Regions from separate parts of the Homo sapiens genome. Here region 2 is linked to region 1. Evidence: chromatin loops called from intact Hi-C (ENCODE). Cell type or tissue: HepG2. All regions are shown on one strand. Each heading gives the region's core, and the rest is flanking DNA. Links, peaks and the distances in the headings are about the cores only. Region 1 overlaps MFNG (MFNG O-fucosylpeptide 3-beta-N-acetylglucosaminyltransferase). Region 2 holds the start of CARD10 (caspase recruitment domain family member 10).

What was found. Hi-C counts contacts between places; a loop is a spot of excess contacts. Peaks named below come from ENCODE experiments on the same cell type or tissue, not always from the same donor. Only the 100,000 strongest peaks of a DNase experiment are listed, where the experiment ranks them.
Region 2: a loop joins it to region 1, with 2.0 times the contacts of the local background. A loop is called at or near these places in 7 of 110 quality-filtered maps.

What each region holds. Positions count from the first base shown.
Region 1 is chr22:37,469,392-37,476,087 of GRCh38, reverse strand. MFNG (MFNG O-fucosylpeptide 3-beta-N-acetylglucosaminyltransferase) reads left to right here. Exons shown (of 8, transcript NM_002405.4): 6 at 1,411-1,576; 7 at 3,560-3,645; 8 at 6,059-6,696. The coding sequence ends at 6,125. Among named protein-coding and RNA genes, the nearest start is that of MFNG, 14 kb to the left of the region's middle. RefSeq lists an enhancer at 6,344-6,696. In HepG2, for the core only: a CTCF peak has its summit at 3,507 (motif pointing left); a DNase peak (open chromatin) is centred at 3,507.
Region 2 is chr22:37,518,715-37,525,410 of GRCh38, reverse strand. CARD10 (caspase recruitment domain family member 10) reads left to right here and starts at 5,996. Exons shown (of 20, transcript NM_014550.4): 1 at 5,996-6,445. The coding sequence starts at 6,211. In HepG2, for the core only: no CTCF peak of the experiment used is centred there; a DNase peak (open chromatin) is centred at 3,760; H3K4me3 peaks cover 1,611 bases.

The DNA.
Region 1 (6,696 bases), core at 552-5,551:
CATTAGTCTTGTTTCTAGATCTCAGGCAACTGAGGCACTGAGATTAAGCCAGTCTGAGGTCAGCCAGGTTCAAGGTCACTCAGCTGCTGGGTTTGGCTCCAAGGTCTGCAAGCCTTGCTACTACCCAAGCCTGCCCTGCCTTGCCCTGGCTGGGAGGGGCGCCCCAGGCAATTCATACTGGACAAGAGCGGGCTCATTGTCCTGGGGCATGTCCACAGAACTGTGTGTGTACACATGACCAGGGTCATCCGTGTGCCTGGGGTGCCCCCACCCAGGCTTCTGCCCACCTCTAAATTACCTTTGTGTGAATTAGAAAAAGCCCTCTCCCTCCAACTCCTGCAGGTGCAGCTTGAGGGCATGCAGGCTGGGGAGGGGAGTGCAGGCTGGGGAGGGGAGTGCAGGCTGGGGAGGGGAGTACAGGCTGGATTTCCACACCCACTTGCCCCTTGGACAAGCATCCAGGGCAGCGGCATTAATGGGGTATACGCGGCCAGTTGAAGTCCATGCCTGGGACTCTGTTCCTGTCTCCCCTCAGCACTGGCTGACTCCAGCCCATCCTGCAAGACTCTGTTTAGGTGGCTCATGCCTGTAATCCCAGCACTTTGGGAGGCTGAGGTGGGTGACTCACTTGAGGTTAGGAGTTCAAGACCAGCCTGGCCAACGTGGTGAAACTCTGTCTCTACTAAAAATACAAAGATTAGCCGGGCATGGCAGCGGGTGCCTGTAGTCCCAGCTATTCAGGAGGCTGAGACAGGAGAATTGCTTAAACCCAGGAGGCGGAGATTGCAGTGAGCCGAGATTGCACCACTGCACTCCAGCCTGGGCAATGAAGGGAGACTCTGTCTCAAAAACAAACAAACAAACAAACAAACAAATGAACACACAAAAAAGCTGCCACCTCCTCTGGAAAGCCCGCCTGATTCTCCCTGTACCCCCAGGCAGCATGCTTCCCTCTGACTTAGCACCACTCTTTGAAAGACCTGCTCCCTGCTCTGTCTCCCGCCAGAATAGGGGCTGCTGTTGGGGGCAGGAAGCGTTTCTTTCTCATCTCTGTATCCTCAGCCCTAGCATGGTATCTGGCACCAGCAATGAATAAATGAGTGAATGAATGAATGACAAGACAGAGAGAGAAGGAAAGGCTACATTTATAAAGGGCATCACCTTCCCATTCCCTGTTTAATCCTCACGACAGCTCCACGAAGACACGGCCATTAGCATCCCCATTTCACAGAACAGGAGACTGAGGCTGAGGCTCCCCAAGGTTCCTGACTTGCTCAAGGTCATACAGTATGCAGGAGGCAGGTGCTCTGTTCTGCCAGCTTGTCCCAGTGGAGGGCCTTCATGGGGTGGCCCACGGCTCTGGGTGTGGAGGGCCTGGGCCAGCGTCTGCAGTCTGGCTCTGTCCCTCAGTGGCTCCCGTTTCATGGACACATCTGCTCTCATCCGGCTGCCTGATGACTGCACCATGGGCTATATCATTGAGTGCAAGCTGGGCGGCCGCCTGCAGCCCAGCCCCCTCTTTCACTCCCACCTGGAGACCCTGCAGCTGCTGAGGACTGCACAGCTCCCAGAACAGGTGAGCTGGCCTTGGGGGCAGGTGGCAAATGGGAAGGGGAACCAAAGGAACATGGGGTCCCCCCAACCCTCCCTCCTGGCGTTTGAAAGAAACCTGGAACTCCAGATTATGGGTCTTGGGTATTCCCTATTGATGGGGAAACTGAGGCCTAGGGTGGCAAAGGACACCCTAAGGGTACACAGGGACTCAACCCCTTCACCTCTAACCCTCAAGGATTAGCATTTGTGAAGCTGAAATTCTTTGATCTGGTCCTCAAATGCCGGGAAGGACCTGAACAAATGAGATGAGGTTGTCTTCAGGTTCCCACCACCCTGCTCTCCACCCATACCTCTACTCAGTCTTCCATCCTCCCCACATTCCTCCCGGGGAGCCCAGCTGGCTCTTCTAATTTTACCTGTTAGGAGCCCCTTCCTTCATCAAAACTCCCCTATCCATTGCTCAGTGCTGTTCCTGCCAACCCTGAGGTTACCGGGATGGAATGGGTCTTTGGGGGGACGCTCAGCATTATGTTAGGCTGGGGGAGGAGGGGGACCCCATCCCACCACCTGGCAGGTGATACAGGTCCAACTGGCTCTGCCTCGGAGAGGCTGCCCTCTGACACTGTAGATGGTCCTGGCTGGGAGCGTCCCCGGGATCTCCTGCCCAACAGTGTGACAGAAACTCAACGTGAACTGGCTAACCTGAAAAGGAAATTGTTGGCTCACATAACTGAGAAGCTCTCCCCCAAGTTGGCCCATCCTCAGGTGGGCTCAGCCCTCATGTTGGCAAGATGGCAGCCCCAGCTTTCCCCCCACTATCGGAGGAGAGCGCCTCCTTCCTTCAGATCCCCGGGCTGGCGTTCATTGATTTGATGACTGGGCTTGGGTCAGGTGACCCATCTCCTACCAGCACCTGGAGTTAGTGTTGATTGGCCAGGCCTGGAACTGGGGTGTGAGGTTGGTCCCATTAGGATGGCAGGGCCTGAAGCCAGGAAAGAGAGGCAGATTTGAGGCAGCCCAAACCAGGGCATCCTAATGGTTAGGGTATCCTGAGTACCCACAATGCCAGGCACCACACTGGGGTCCTTCCCTTCTTTTTTTTTTTGAGATAGAGTCTCGCTCTGTTGCCCAGGTTGGAGTACAATGGCACGATTTTGGCTCTCTGCAACCTCCACCTCCCGGGTTCAAGTGATTCTCCTGCCTCAGCCTCCTGAGTAGCTGGGACTACAGGCACCCACCACCATGCCTGGCTATTTTTAGTAGAGACAGGGTTTCACCATGTTGGCCAGGCTGGTCTCGAACTCCTGACCTCAAGTAATCCACCTGCCTCAGCCTTCCAAAGTGCTGGGATTACAGGCATGAGCCACCGCACCCAGCCACCCTTCTTTAACTCTCTGGTTCCTCACAGTAGTCACATGAGGTCAGTACTAACATTATCCCCATTCTATAGATGGGGAAAATGAGACCCAGCGAGCTGAACTGACCACGGCACACAGCTAATATGGGGCAGAGGGGCACTGGAACCCTAGCTGGGTGGTCCCTATGCCCACAGTCTTTAACCACTGTGCTCTACAGCCTCTGAGCTGAAATCATGATCCATGTCGTCACTGCCTGGTGGAGTAGGGGCTCCGGGTGAAGAGGGATGTGCCAAGGCCCTCCAGTGAGTCTCAGAAAACCTCCATTCTAGTCCAGGCTTGCAGCTTACTGGAAAGCTGCCTTTTCCTGTTGAGCCTCAGTTTCCAAATCTGTAGATGGGGGTATTGTTCCAGCTTCTCAGGGGAGCTCAACTCTTGAGGGAGCAAATGGGATTAAGGGCATGGCAGTGCTCTTCCAGCTGTGAAGTGCCTTGGGGCGTGGGGTGGGCTCCCACCACCAGCGGGGAATTTCAGGTTCCCGGGCAGCTTTCCCTGCAGCTTAAAACCCCTCCTCCACCTGTGCCAGGATGCTGCCCCCTTGTGGGGATCCCCAGTGTGATGCCCCAACACTCTTCTATCTCCCTGCCCAGGTCACCCTCAGCTACGGTGTCTTTGAGGGGAAACTCAACGTCATTAAGCTACAGGGCCCCTTCTCCCCGGAGGAGGACCCCTCCAGGTGGGTCTGGGGGCTGGAACCTTGGATGGGAGGAGTGGGGGCTGAGTCCAGGCATCCAAACATGGGGGAGCTGGGAGGGAGTGGAGTGGGACAGGCTTTGGTGGCTGACAGCACAGAGCTAGGAGTGGAGGGAGTGGATTTCAGTTTCTGACCCTGCCACTGGCTTGCTGTGTGACCTTGGGCAAGTGTCTTGCCCTCTCTGGGATTCGGTCTCCCATTAGTAACACCTGGAGGCTGGCCATGATGGATCTGAAGAGCTCTCCCAGCCCCAATCCTCTGGGGTTCTTTGGGAGTCCCTGGAAGGCTGAAATGCCTTCCCTGAGCACAGGCAACGCTCTCATGGTGGAACTTCAGGCTCTGGTGGGGGATTTTTATTTTATCTCTTTTGGACTCCTTGTTTCTTTGATACTCTTAAATGCTTCTTTTAGGCAGGTAAAGGGTTGGAATAACACCTTCCAGTTCTGCCCAGAACTGGCCACGGGGAGATGGGCCACCCAAATCCGCTCCTGACTGGTCTAGAGCAGTCTTGGAGCATAGCCTGTGATATGCAGCTTCCTTTCCACACACCAGCACCTGCCAGCTGTGGCTTTTTTTTTTTTTTTTTTTTTTTTTGAGATGGAGCCTCGCTCTGTTGCCCAGGCTGGAGTGCAGTGGTGCGATCTCGACTCACTGCAACCTCCGCCCCCCGGGTTCAAACAATTCTTCTGCCTCAGCCTCCCGAATAGCTGGGATTACAGGCGCCTGCCACCATGCCTGGCTAATTTTTGTGTTTTTAGTGGAGGCGGGGTTTCACCATGTTGGCCAGGCTGGTTTCGAACTCCTGACCTCAAGTGATCCGCCTGCCTTGACCTCCCAAAGTGCTAGGATTACAGGCATGAGCCGCTGCCCCCGGCCCAGCTATGGCTTGTGATTCTGGCCAGGGGTGGCGGGATGGGGGTGGAGAGGAGTTGGGGGAGGGGACACATGGACTCTGGGCCCATCAGTCCAACCCCAGAACTGATGCTTGACCCCTTCCCAGCATCTCTGCCAACTGATGGGCTGGCTTCACCTTGCATGCCTACAGCCATGGGGAGTTCCTCCCTCCTGTGGCAGTCTGTTCCATCTCTGGGCAGCTGGACTAGCCCCAACCCTTCTATTTGCATTTCTGCTCCTTGTAGTGACATGCAATGGGTCTGGGAACTGGGGAAGGAGCCCTGATTCTGCCTTTGGAGACTTAGCAGGGACTCAGGGAGGTAACGAGTAGAGGAGGGCATGAGGTGAACTCTGGGCCCACTTGAGTGACAGAGACTTGTCCAGAGGGAGTCCTGGGGGACGGGGAGTCTGGGACACTGTGTGTGTAGGGGATGAGGGTGAGTATGCCAGTATAGGTTGTTATGGGAGAGTAAGTCAGAGCCCTGATGTTGACTGGGGAGTAGGGGCTGGCCGGGGAAGGCTTCTGTGAGGAGGTAACGTGAAGGACCTGAAGGGCTAGCAGGAGTTCGCTAGGAGAAGAGCAGGTGGCAGATCACTCCCGCAGAGGGGACAGCATATGCAAAGGCCTGATAGCAGGAGACAGGCCTTGACCTGCTCAAGGTAGGAACGGGAGACTGTGTGACTGGAATGTGGAGAAGAGGAGGGAATGGTGTCAAATTTGGTTGGGGACGTGGCAGGGGCCTCTCCAAGGCCTTTGTAGGCTCTGTCTGGACGCTTGTGATGCTTGGAGGAACCAGGGCCCCTGGCCCTGACGTTCTGCAGTGCTGCCTGTCCTGGGGCAGAGGGCTCCCATGATGCTGAGGGCCCTTGCGGCCAAGGCTGCGTTGAACAAGTTGGATATTACAAGGAGATAGAATTTGGCTCGATATAGGAACAAAAATTCAAAATTCCAAGACGAACGAAGCTGCCTTCTAGTAGGATGAGCTCCCCGTCAGCAGTGTGTAAGCCGTAGCTATACTGACAAGAGGTTTAAGAATTGCTGTTAAATTTCCTCAAAGCTTGAAGATTCTAGAAGTCATAGATTACTGCCAAATGGGTCTGGAGCCACCTAGAGATTCAGATGCATGTGATCAGATGATTGGCCTCAGCTGAGGTCTCTTTATGGCTTCTCTGGCTTTTGAAGTTTCTCCAAACTAGCGGTTCTCAAGTGGGGGTGATTTGTCTCTTAGGGGACGTCTGGCAATGTCGGAGACATTTTTGATTCTTATGATTCAGGAAGATGCTACTGGAATCTTGTGGGTAGAGCCCAGGAATGCTGTTAAATATCTCGCAAGGCACAGGACAGCTCCACAACAAAGAATTCTCTGGCCCTAAGTGTTAGTGGTGTTGAGGTAGAGAAACCCTGCTCCAAACCGCCTCTGTGGCATGTGTGCACCTAGGAGAGTGGGCTGAGAGCAGAAGTGGGGGGTGACCATCCTGTCCTTTTCTGGTCTCTCTGCAGATTTCGCTCCCTCCATTGTCTGCTCTATCCAGATACACCCTGGTGTCCCCAGCTGGGTGCCCGATGAATCCTGAACTGCTGGGCAAAGGTTGGGCAGAGACTTCTGGGTGTGCCTTGGCTCCCAAGGTGGCACTGTGGGTCCCTGGCAAGTGTCTTGTGATAGGCAGTCCCTGGCAGGGCCTTCGGGTGGTTGGCAAGCCCAGGATCTGAGTGGCAATTGGCACTGAAGGCACCCCAGGCCCCTGGGAGGTGAGTTAGACAGCCCAGGGGACCAGGTGGACCAGGTGGTGGCCAGAGAGGCTCCAGGGGCTAGACTCCCTCAGGAGGCTGAATTGAAAAAGGGCAGGGGGCACTTGAGCTGGGCTGGGGCTCAGGGGTCCTAACCCTTTAGGCAGTGACATGGCCTCTGGGTGGGGTCTGGCCGTTGGCCCTGGCTAATGTCTCTCAGTCATTCCCCTGGGGCTCAAGCGCTGGGCCGCCCACTCCTGCCTCCCTCATCTGTGTCCCGAGTTCCTGAAGGGACATGGGTGGAATGATGGCAGAATCCAGGGTCTGCAGCACCTGCTGTTGTTGCCAACCAGTCTCCCAAAGCTCCTTGCTCCCCACCCCTTGCGAACAGGACCAGATTTTGTTTGGAG
Region 2 (6,696 bases), core at 906-5,905, 49 kb before region 1:
GCATCTCCCTCCAACCACCTTGTGGTGCAGAGGGGCAAACTGAGGCACAGAGAGGGGCAGGGACGGGGCTGAATGGCACAGTCTCAGCGATGGGAGCCAGGTCTGGGGAGCCCAGCTTCAGTTTTCTCTGTCTTTTCCCAGCCTGCCCCAGCCCCATCTCTCACCTCCTGGCACAGCTTCCTGCCCCATCCCTGGATATCCCCAGCCTAACCCAGCTTCTTGCCCAGCCCAAGGCCAGGCAGTAGGCAGACATCTCCATAATTGGTCTGAATTAGGGTGAGGGTGGGTCAGCATTTCTACTCCTTGCTGTCAAGGCTGCTGGGGGTGGCCATGGGAGAAAGGGAAGGTGGGGACAGGGCCACCCTTCCTCTGGCCCCTGCAGGAGTCCCCGGTTCTCAGGGAGATGCAGTCACCTGATACTGGAGGGCCAGCACCATCCCTTTGGCTGTTCCTATCTCGCTTCCTTGTGCTCTGCTCTCCCTGCCTTGGGGAACCCAGGGCTCGCTTGGGCCACTGCAACCTCAGTTTCCCCAGTACATACAAAATAATAAAAAAATTTTTTTTTTGAGACAGAGTCTCGCTCTGTCGCCCAGGCTGGAATGCAGTGGCACCATCTTGGCTCACTGCAACCTTTGGCTCCCGGGTTCAAGCGATTCTCCTGCCTCAGCCTCCCAAGTAACTGGGATTACAGGTGCCCGCCACCACATCTGGCTGATTTTTGTATTTTTAGTGGAGATGGGGTTTCACCATGTTGGCCAGGCTGGTCTCGAATTCCTGACCTCAAGTGATCTGCCCATCTTGGCTTCCCAAAGTGCTGGGATTACAGGTGTGAGCCACCGTGCCCAGCTATAAAATAAAGGTCTTAAGGATCCTTTCAGCCTAGACTCTTGTGATTGGGCACAATAGCCTCCCCAACCCCTTCTCTCCCCAGTCCCATAGAATAGGACCTAGGGAGCCGGACACGGTGGCTTACGCTTGTAATCCCAGCACTTTGGGAGGCCGAGGCAGGCAGATCACAAGGTCAGGAGTTCGAGACCAGACTGGCCAATATGGTGGAACCCCATCTCTACTAAAAATACAAAAATTAGGTGGGTGTGGTGGCAGGCGCCTGTAATTCCAGCTACTAGGGTGGCTGAGGCAGGAGAATTGCTTGAACTCAGGGATCGGAGGTTGCAGTGAGCCAAGATCATGCCGCAGCATTCCCGCCTGGGCGACAGGGCAAGACTCCATCTAAAAAAAAAAAAAAAAGAATAGGACCTAGGGAAAGCTGCTATGTAAAGGTGCCCCGGGGGACACTGGGCAATGGGGAGGGGAAGTGACATCTCTGGACGAATTCAATTGAGGATGGGCATTTAGCATCTGTCTTGTGCTCAGGCTGTGCTAGAGTCCCTCAGATGAGGGGTAGAGAAACGTTTAGGAACTTGACCAAGATCACAGGCACACATTGTCCTGGAATTTGAACCCTGGGCGTTCTGGCTGTGGTGTAGTGCAGCTCATCACAGGAATTCTCCCCACTCTTGGGCCCACTCACTCGTCTCCTGCTGAACACCTGACTGCCAGGTCCTGTGCTGGGATCCATGCGGCCCAGGCCCTGATCCTAGTGAAGAGATGGCCAGAGGAGGCGAGATGGGGCTGGGGGTTGGGGTCAGGGAGCACAGATTCACCAGGCACCCAGACTTATGGACTAGATAACTCCAGACCCACATTCCTGGATGCAATCAGAGGCTGACAAAGAGGAACGGAAGGGTTGCTTGGGCCAGGGGCATCCTTGAAGGAATGAACAAAAAGGTGGATCCCTGCTTCTGTGGCCTTTGTGGCTGATTTGTGGAAGACAATGATAGCGGCGTATTACTACCAAGAAAAGTAAAGGCCAAAGTCCTCATAATGATCTTCAAGGCCTTTGCTCTGTCTGCCCCCCTTCCAATCCTCCTTCAACCTCCTCTCCTCCCCTGCTCCACTCCTCATCCTCACCACTCTTGGAACATTCCAGCTCACTCCTGCTAGCCAAGGACGGCTCTGTTCTTGGGATGGAAGTAGGCAACAAACAGGTTGCTGACATTTTCCTGGTGCAGCAAAGCAAGCACCAGGAAAATGTCAGATAGAGAGGAAATAGCTCTCGGGGCTCAGAAAGTGATACCTGCCAAATAAGGCGCTTTGATAGGCTGAATAAAGACGCAACCTCAAGGTCTCTCTGCCAACCTTTCCCCCATCCTCTCTGTCAATCCTCTGTCTCTCCCAAAGCACAGGAGGAGGCTGTTCTCCGAAGTTCCCTTATCTGCTAGAAACTGGACCCCAAAGAGGAACACGATTGCTTTCGATCCCTTCCCTGAAATTTCATTAACTGGAGATTAAAATTCATATCACAGAGGAAGAGAAAATTAAACACCACATCTAGAGTCCAGACAAACTTTGTCCCAAATGAGTGTTTCTTCTTCGGTCCCACTCAATTTCCAAAGAAAATCATCTGTAAGATAATGTCTGCCTCCCAGGCCCATTAATGCCTCCTAACAGTCATTCACTCCTACAGCCCCGTCTCCCCTTCCCCAGCGAAGAAGCGGATATAAACATCTGGACCTCAATGGATAACTGGGTAATCATTCTCCTATGATTCCCCTGTGCTAGGCATGTTAAATACATTTTTTATGCTTTTTTTCTTCTATTTATCTGCCTATTGTCAGTGCATTTCCGGCAAACCTCTAGAGGGAGAAGGAGAAGCTGTCCTTTGGCCCCTACGTAGCACAGAATTGCTTGGATGGGGTGTATGGAACTCCCTGCTGGAGGGTGCTCCTGAATCAAGGGAGGGGGAATTTGATCTGAGACCTGAAAAGCTAGAAGGAACCCTCCGTACCAGGAGTGGAGGGATGAGCAGTCCCAGCAGAGGCAACAGGGTGGACAAGGGCCTTGATGTGGAAGAAGCTGACAGGTTCCAAGAACAGAATGAGACTAGTGAGCGAGTGGGGCAGTGGGAAGTGGGAGGCGGGGGAGCCAGCAGGGTCTGGGGGCAGTTTGCATTTTATTCCAGTTTGGTGGAAACCATTAAGAGGTTTTAAGCCAGAGAAAAACCTGTTATGTTTTTAAAACCATCATTCTTTCCAGCTTAGGCAACGTGGCAAGACCCCTCTCTACCAAGGGTAAAAAAAGTAGCCGGGCATGGTGGTGCATATGTGCAGTCCCAGCTATGTGGGAGGCTGAGGCAGAAGGATTGCTTGAGCCCAGGAGTTCAAGGCTGCAGTGAGCTATGATTGGGCCGCTGCACCCTAGGCTGGGTGACAGAGCCAGACCTTGTCTAAGAAAAACCTCCCAAACCAAACAAACATCATTAAGGCTGCAGAGTGGAGAACATACCATAGCCCATAGCACTGTGGGTGGGAGTTTGTGGGGGCATGTGTGGCTTGGACCAGTGGGGCTACAGGCAGTAGGACGCAGACTGGTTTGAAACATGGAGGCATGCCTTTTGATGAGTTGGGAAGAGGACTGACATTCCTGTACCCACTTCACATATGGAGAGACTGCAACTCAGAGGCAGTCCCTGCACATGGGGGACTATTGTCCACTTTTCAGATGTAGAAGTTGAGAGGGGGAGGAATTTGTCCGAGTAGATGCAGCTAAGGCTGAATGTTGGTCTCCAGGGCACCCTCCACTCCTGGACTGTCTGCCTTTGTAGGTGTGGCTGGGACTACTCACCGCCTGCCTTTTGCAGACAGGGAAATGGAGACTCAAAGAAGAACAATACTCATAGCGGTGAGCCCGCGATAGAACCCAGGGCCCCTGGTACAAAGTCTAGATTCTCGGTGTCCCTGCTGTAGTCCCTGCCCGCCTTCCTGGCATAGCTATAGAGAGAAGATGAATGTAGCAGAACTCACAAGAGGACAATAATGAACATGGTACCTAATCACACGCTTGCACACTCGGTGCTATGGACGCCCGGGGACAGGGGAAAGATGAGGAGGCTCAGATGTTTGTGGGGAAGTGGGTACGCCCCTGTCTGCCTCCTGCCTGGCTTGATGCCCACAGTGGGTGGGTGTGTATGTGTGCATGTGTATGTGATGGTGCGTGTGCATGCCTGTATAATTGTACATGTGAATGTGGGAGTGTGGTACCCAAAGGAACTCTGTCGCTTCCCCTGGAATGCTGGGCACCAGGGGCACTCGGTGTACCCAGCTACCTGCCTGTTCAGACCCAGTGTGCCCTCACTTCTCTGTCCACTTATCTGCAGAGACCTCTTGGCTTCTGTGCCTTATCTTTAGGCCCTGCTTAGCTTCTCGATGAAAAAATAATTAACCATAGCCTCATTTTCCAAGGCGTCCATCCCGCTCTGCTGGCCAAGTTAAAAATATTCACGAGGAGTAGGGCTGCTGGTGGGAGGAGCTGCCGCTCTGCGTGGGAGGGCAACCAAGGCCACAGAGAGGGGAAGGACGTATTGAAAGGGAGGTCTGGTGTGTGCCTGGACTCGGGGCTTGGAGAGGACAGAGGCCAGGGGCTGGGCTCCGGCCTATTCCCATTGTGGCCTCGCTGTGTGAATTTGGGCAAGTTCCTTGCCCTCTCTGAGCTCTGCTTCCTCCTTTGTTAATTGAGGAATTTGCACTAGAATTCAGTTCTCCCAAAGCATTTCTTCTGCATGTAAACAGGTGACACCCAAAACAAAAACAAATGTACAACAAATGCAAACCAAAAAAAGGCTGTGGTTAATTAAGTTTGGAAAAGGACACCAGGATATATAAAGTTAAATCTGTTTCTTTACTGCTGGGGCTTTTTTTTTTTTTTTTTTTTTTTTTGAGGGGGAGTCTCATTCTGTTGCCCGGGCTGCTGGAGTGCAGTGGCACGATATCACTGCAACCTCCGCCTCCTGGGTTCAAGCGATTCTCGTGCCTCAGCCTCCCGAGTAGCTGGGATTACAGACGCGCACTACCACGTCTAGCTAATTTTTATATTTTTAGTAGAGATGGGGTTTCGCCATATTGGTCAGGCTGGTCTCGAACTCCTGACCTCAGGTGATCCACTCGCCTCGGTCTCCCAAAGTGTCGGGATTCCAGGCATGAGCCACCGCCCCCGGCCTTAATTTAAGCAGGGCTTTTCAGAGCCTTTATTGATTGAAACCTTAATTCTTTGGATAAGTAATACATATGTCCACGGCATCTAATTCAGAAGTTGTGGAAGGCGATTAGGGAGCTCACACCTCTTTCCTGTACCGGTTGTGCCTCCTCTGTTCCTCCCTGGCAGCAGGTACCTGGCAGCTTCTAATGCATAGCGAGACTGTATCGCATGCACCAGCAGATACCGTGTAGACTCGGCCAGTATCATGGTAAGACACCACCGGCCTCCCAGGCAGGAGCGGGAGTATGGATGGCTAGTCACAGCCCGCCCCCAGCATCTCTGGGACCAACACCTGGAGGAATACCCTTTGAGAATTGTGGGGTCCCTGGTCCTCAAGTGCCACGGGAGTTTGCGTAAGAGGGGAGTTGGCAGTGCTGCCCTGCAGGTTCAGACCCCCATCTTGCAGAAAGCCCCCATGACCTCTGCCCATTGCTGTCCCCCGCGGGGCTGTCCTGCGCTCCAGGGAAGCTCCCGCGCCCGCAGTGCATGTGGGGACCCGAGAAGGGCAAGCCCAGCTTGAGTGCCCGCGGGCTGCGCCGGGCGTGAGCGGCTAGCCCCGCACGGGCGGGCGCGCTGTGGGCGTGGGGAGGCGATGCGCGTGGCCCGGGGAAGGTGTGTCGCGGCGCGCGGGGGGTGTGAGCGCGCCTGCCCGCCCCCGCCCCGCCCAGAGGCCGGGCAGGTGTGGGCGGGCGGCCAGGACCCCGCCGAGCCGGGCTGGAGAGCCGGCGGGAAACAGGAAGCAGGGGGAGGCGCAGCCGGACGGCCGGGAGGGAGGGCGTGCAGACGGACGCGCGGGGTGGCCGGGGGCCGGACGCACGACCCGGGGCGGGCGGCAATGTGGGGAGGCCCGGGCAGCCCAGGAGGCTGCGGGGACGGGGGCGGAGCCGGGGGCGCCACGGGCACCGCCCCCCTGCGCCGGCGGAGCCGCCGCCCGAGTGCGGACCCGGGAGCCCGAGGCGACTGTAGCGTGCGGGGTGAGTCGCGGGGAGCTCGGGGCGCGCCCCCGACGGCGGGTCTGCGGACGACGCCCCGGGGGTGCTTGGCCGCACATCTAGCCCTAGGGAGCCCTGGTCGACCCCCGTGCGCCTCTTGCCCGCAGACCCTGAGGACACGGCCATGCCGGGCCGGGCGGAGGCGGGGGAGGCCGAGGAGGAGGCCGGGGCCGGCTCGGGGTCTGAGGCGGAGGAGGACGCGCTGTGGGAGCGAATCGAGGGCGTCCGGCATCGGCTGGCTCGCGCCCTGAACCCGGCCAAGCTCACGCCGTATCTGCGCCAGTGCCGGGTCATCGACGAGCAGGACGAGGAGGAGGTGCTGAGCACCTACCGCTTCCCGTGCCGCGTCAACCGCACCGGTGAGCCGCGGGTCCCGAGTGGGCCACGACCTGGGCCGGCCGTGCCCTGGGGCGCAGCGCCCACAGCCGTGTAGCGCGAAGCTAGGGCTCTGCTGCCCTGGGGCTCGGTCTCCGCATCAGTAGAGTGGGCCGGCTGGGTATGCCCACCAGCCTGCCTCCTCCCCACCCACCACTGCGCCTTGGCGGTCCGCGTTGCCCACACCGGGGTCAGAGTTTTGTCTCTTGGGGTTCTCTCCCACTTCCTGGGTCCA